Regions from separate parts of the Homo sapiens genome. Here region 1 is linked to region 2. The links are chromatin loops, found by intact Hi-C in ENCODE. Cell type or tissue: ascending aorta. All regions are shown on one strand. Links, peaks and the distances in the headings refer to the core of each region. The heading gives the core; the rest is flanking DNA.

The links. Peaks named below come from ENCODE experiments on the same cell type or tissue, not always from the same donor. Only the 100,000 strongest peaks of a DNase experiment are listed, where the experiment ranks them.
Region 1: it touches region 2 in a loop (3-fold over the local background); 13 of 110 quality-filtered maps call a loop at or near these places.

What each region holds. Positions count from the first base shown.
Region 1 is chr19:17,465,055-17,467,855 of GRCh38, reverse strand. No RefSeq gene overlaps it. Among named protein-coding and RNA genes, the nearest start is that of SLC27A1, 4.1 kb to the left of the region's middle. RefSeq lists an enhancer at 1,319-1,368. In ascending aorta, for the core only: a CTCF peak has its summit at 1,414 (motif pointing right); a DNase peak (open chromatin) is centred at 1,445.
Region 2 is chr19:17,291,172-17,293,972 of GRCh38, reverse strand. ABHD8 (abhydrolase domain containing 8) reads left to right here. Exons shown (of 5, transcript NM_024527.5): 5 at 1,142-1,842. The coding sequence ends at 1,312. It also overlaps a transcript of MRPL34 not described here. Among named protein-coding and RNA genes, the nearest start is that of ANKLE1, 11 kb to the right of the region's middle. RefSeq lists enhancers at 1-68, 1,208-1,297 and a silencer at 1,368-1,547. In ascending aorta, for the core only: a CTCF peak has its summit at 1,000; DNase peaks (open chromatin) are centred at 1,032 and 1,372; H3K4me3 peaks cover 1,184 bases; H3K27ac peaks cover 958 bases.

The DNA.
Region 1 (2,801 bases), core at 83-2,582, 170 kb before region 2:
TTCCTTTTTTCCTATCCTCCCTTTTCCCCCTCCATCTTACCAGTTTGTTTGTTTGTTTTGAGATGGAATCTTACTCTGTCACACAGGCTGGAGTGCAATGTCTCAATCTTGGCTCACTGCAACCTCCGCCTCCTGGGTCCACGCGATTCCTGCCTCAGCCTCCCCAGGAGCTGGGATTACAGGCGCATGCCACCAAGCCTAGCTAATTATGTATTTTTGGTAGAGACAGGGTTTCACCATGTTGACCAGGCTGGTCACGAACTTCTGATCTCAAGCGATCCGCCTGCCTTGGCCTCCCAAAGTGCTGGGATTACAGACGTGAGGCACCACACCCAGCCAAGAGTTCTAGTTTCTAAAACCTACCTTGGGAAAGAGGGATTCTAGTTTTTATGGCCAGCCTTGGGGGAGAATAGATCTGAGACACAAGAGGGCAGGAGAAGGTCAGAGAAAAACTTTTGCTTCTGAGATCTTCATTTTGGGGTGTTTTTTTTCTTTCTTTCTTTCTTTCTGTCTGTCTGTCTGTCTCTCTCTCTCTCTCTCTCTCTCTCTCTCTCTCTCTCTCTCTTTCTCTCTCTCTTTCTTTTTTTCAGTCGGAGTCTTGCTCTGTCACCCAGGCTGGAGTGCAGTTGCCCAATCTCAGCTCACTGCGACTTTTGCCTCCCGGGTTCAAGAGATTCTCCTGCCTCAGCCTCCCGAGTAGCTGGGATTACAGATGCACACAACCGTGCCTGGCTAATTTTTGTATTTTTAGTAGAGATGGGGTTTTGCCATGTTGGCCAGGCTGGTCTCAAACTCCTGACCTCAAGTGATCCCCCACCTCGGCCTCCCAAAGTGCTGGGATTACAGGCATGAGCCACTGAGCCCGGCCTGGGTATTATTTTCTGAGCCCCCTAAAACAGCACGGGTATACAGCAGCCTCTGCCCCCAGTTGTTTTCCTAAAATACAAAATCTCCCAATTCACAAACACAGCTGTCCCCAGGGATTTCAGATGAGGGATTGGGGACTGTCCTATCCCCAGGAAACTGAGATGTGGACCAGGGAGTAAAACTCAGGCTTCCGGGCCAAACTGCTCTCTGCTCGTTTCTAGCCAGGTAGTCTTGGACTGATCACCTCTGTGGGCGGCAAGCCACCCAGGTGCCGAGGCAAGAGACCGAGGGCACAAACTGTTCCAGTATAATAAACAAAATATATAGAATAAGAATAGTTATACAAGAAATAGAATATAGATATGATTATATATGAATATTATTAATCATTCGTTAGTTTGTAGCATTACTCTTTATTCCAATATTAAAATAATCTCTGTTCTACAATTATAACCTAGGAAAAACCAGGCCATACAGAGGTAGGAGCTGAAGGGACACAGTGAGAAGTCACCAGAAGACAAGTGTGAGCCCTCTGTCATGCCCGAACAGGGCCACTAGAGGGCTCCCTGGTCTAGCGGTAACGCCAGCGCCTGGGAAGGCACCCATTACTTAGCCGACCTGGAAAGGGAGTCTCCCTTTCCCCAGGGGAGTTAGAGAAGACTCTGCTCCACCACCTCTTGTGGAAGGCCTGACATTAGTCAGGCCCGCCCGCAGCCATCCAGAGGCCTAAACGTGCCCCTGTGATGCTGTGCTTCAGCGGTCACGCTCCCGTTTACAACATCAGTCATTGGATTTAGGGCCCACTCAGATAATCCAGGATGATGTCATCTCAAGATCCTTAACTAAGTAACACCTGCAAAGACTCCTTCCAAACAAGGTCCCATTAACAGGTTCCGGGGGCGAAGGCATGGATATATCTTTTTGTGGGGAGCCTGTAGTTCAACCCACTACAGAAGGAGGAAAGATGAGAGCTATGGTTCTCAACAGAGGCCACATGGACTTCAAAGATGAAAGTGTTTACCTCCTAGTCCTCTACAGACAAGAGGCACAGAGCCCTGGACTAGAGCTTCTTTCTTTCTTTCTTTCTTTCTTTCTCTCTCTCTCTTTCTTTCTTTTGTCTTTCTATCTTCCTTCCCTCCTTCCTTCCTTCTCTTTCTTTCTTTTCTTTCTTTCTTTTTCTTTTTTTTTGAGACAGAGTCTCACTCTGTCGCCAGGCTGGAGTGCAGTGGCGTGATCTTGGCTCATTGCAACCTCCTCCTGCCGGGTTCAAGCGATTCTCCTGCCTCAGCCTCCCAAGTAGCTGGGACTACAGGCATGTGCCACCATGCCCAGCTAATTTTTGTATTTTTAGTAGAGACAGGGTTTCACCATGTTGGCCAGGATGGTCTTGATCTCTTGACCTCATGATCCACCTGCCTTGGCCTCCCAAAGTGCTGGGATTACAGGCATGAGCTACCGCGCCCCGCCCCTTGTTTCCTTTTTATTGTTGAGACAGGGTCTCAGTCTGTGGCCAAGGTTGGAGTGCAGTGGCACGATCCCAGCTCACTGCAGCCTTGACCTCCTGGGCTCAGGAGGGAGAGGCTCCCACCCCAGCCTCTCGAGTACCTGGAACCACAGGCGTGTGCCACCACACCTGGCTAATTTTTGTAGAGACAGGGTTTTGCCACATTGCCTAGGCTGGTCTTGAACTCCTGGGGTCAAGCTATCTTCCTGCCTTGGCCTGCCAAATTGCTGCGATTACAAGCATGAGCATGAGCCACTGTGCCATACCTAGATCTGCTTGCATTTATTTATTTATTTATTTATTTAGACAGGGTCTCACTCTATTGCCTGGGGGCTGGAGTACAGAGGCATCATCTCAGTTCCCGGCATCCCTGACCTCCCAGGCTCAAGTCATCCTCCAGCCTCAGCACCCTCAAGTAGCTGGGACTACA
Region 2 (2,801 bases), core at 40-2,539:
TATATAATTCTAGAAGACCGGCACCAGGGGATCTTTAGATTAGAAACTCTAATTAGCGAGTTCAGATTAGAAAGGGTCTGGGGATCCTTAGCACTTAGAATAGCCCTGGATACTAGCCCGGCGAGGTGGTTCACGCCAATAATCGCTGCAACTTGGGAGGCTGAGTGGGGCGGATCGCTTGAACCCAGGAGTTCAAGGCTGTGGTGAGCCATGCTCGCACCACTGCACTCCAGCCTGGGCGACAGAGCAAGACCCCGTTTCTTAAAGAAAAAAAAAAAAAAACAAAAACCATTAAAGTATAACTGGACTGGTGGTTCTTAACTAAGGAGGATTCTGCCCCCAAGGAACACGTGGAAATGCATGGAGACATTTTTAGGTGTCACGACTGAGGGGGAGGGGGTACTACTGGCATCTAGTGGGTGGAGGCCAGGGATGCTGCTCAACACCCTACAAATGCACAGGATAGCAGCCCCCACCCCAGCTACCCGCCCCTTCCCCGCCCACCCCCGCCCCCCCAGCAAAGAATGATCCAGCTCCTAATGTTGGTAGAGTTGAAGTTGACAAAATCCTCCTCCAGGCCGGGCGCGGTGGCTCACTCCTGTAATCCCAGCACTTTGGGAGACCGAGGCGGGCAGATCGCCTGAGGTCAGGAGTTGGAGATCAGCCTGACAAACATGGCGAAACCCCGTCTCTACTAAAAATACAAAAAATTAGCCGGGTGTAGTGGCGCGTGCCTGTAATCCCAGCTACTTGGGAGGCTGAGGCAAGAGAATCGCTTGAAGCCGGGAGGCAGAGGTTGGAGTGAGCCGAGATTACGCCACTGCACTCCAGCCTGGGTGACAGAGCAAGACTCTGTCTCAAAAAAAAAAAAAAAGAAAGAAAAGAAAAAAAGAAGAAAATCCTTCTCCTGGCATACTGTAGACACTTAATAAATGCTGGATGCCTGAATACTAGTTGGGTTCCAGCAGGGCTACAGGCCATCCTCCAGCTCCCCCTTGAGTGGAAGTGGAGAGATGCAGGGTAGATGGGAGGAGGGACTTTTGGATGCTGTGGGCCATGTGTGTATGGCGGAGTCCCAGGGAAGCCTGGCCTCTCTCCACCCTCTTGCCCCCGCCTACCTTGAGCCCTGCGTCTTCTGCAGATCCTGCTCCTGGCATTCCTGAAGCTCATCGACGAGGGCAGCCACATGGTGATGCTGGAATGCCCTGAGACGGTCAACACGCTGCTCCACGAATTCCTGCTCTGGGAGCCCGAGCCCTCGCCCAAGGCTCTACCGGAGCCACTGCCGGCGCCTCCAGAAGACAAGAAGTAGCCGCTGGGCCGGCGGGGCATCGCTTGGTGAGCACAGCCGCAGCAGGAGGAGGCCCGAGCCTGCGCCAGGTCTGCAGCGCAGACCACCTGGGCGGGCCGTTCGCTCCGGTGGGCGGGGCCAGGTCAGGGAGACGCCCCCAGGCTGCCTGGGCGGGGCGTGGCATCCGAGGGAGCCCAGCGGACATTCCGCTCTCCGCTTCCGTCCCGCGGGGCCCATCGGCGTTTTGGGGCCGCAGCCGGGACCCTCACGGAAGATGACCTTGTACAGAAGCTCTCCCTCACCTTCCCCCCAACGCCACGGCCAAGGCAGGCCCCCCACCCCGCTGTCTTCCGTGTCAGCCGTGCTTGATCCTGGGACCCACGAGCCCCACAGGGACCCTCGAGGCCCCATCCCGTTATCCGAGACCCTTCCTACCCCCCATTCCTCGGCGCTGGGAGCTATTTTTGCCCAAGGGGGGGGGATGGGGGGGCTGGCGCCACCGAACCTGCACATCTCAACTTGTAACTCAATAAACAGAAGTGACAATCGGAGTCTCCGGACCTGTGCTGGGTGACCACAGGGCAGGGTGTTCGCCGCCTGGAGCCTCAGTTTTCCCATCTGCAGACTGGGCTCAGGCTGGTGCCTCGCGCTCAGGATCGACTTCGACAATGTCTGGTGTCCACGTTAGCTTCCTGAATTTCCCCTCGTACCTCAGAAGGCTGAGGCTCCTTGGACAGTATCCCCCAGGGCAGGAGGCAACTTATCAAGAGGTGACCCCGGCCGGACGTGGTGACTCACGCCTGTAATCCCAGCACTTTGGGAGGCCGAGGAGTATCGCCTGAGGTCAGGAGTTCGAGAACAGCCTGGCCAAAATGGTGAAACCCCGTCTCTATTTAAAAATGCAGACAGGCCAGGCGCGGTGGTTCACGCCTGTAATCCCAGCACTTTGGGAGGCAGAGGTGGGGGGATCACGAGGTCAGGAGATCGAGACCATCCTGGCTAACACAGTGAAACCCCGTCTCTAGTAAAAAATACAAAAAATTAGCTGGGCGTGGTGGCGGGCGCCTGTAGTCCCAGCTACTCGGGAGGCTGTGGCAGAAGAATGGCGTGAACCCGGGAGGCGGAAATTACAGTGAGCCGAGATCGTGCCACTGCACTCCAGCCTGGGTGACAGAGCGAGACTCCATCTAAAACAAACAAACAAACAACAACAACAACAACAACAAAAAACAAAGACAAGCCAGGAATGGTGGCACGCGCCTGTGGTCCCAGCTACTCGGGGAGCCTGAGGCAGGAGAATCGCTTGAACCCAGGAAGTGGAGGTTGCGGTCAGCTGAGATCGTACCACTGCACTCCAGCCTGCGCAACAAGGCGATACTCCTTCTCAAAAAAAAACGAGATGAGCCCTTCCCTGGCCGGAAGAGATCCAACCGAGGTTTAGGTGAAGATCAGTGGGTGTTGCATGGAATTAGAGCTGCCATAATTGAGTGCCCACTGTTTTCCAGGCTGT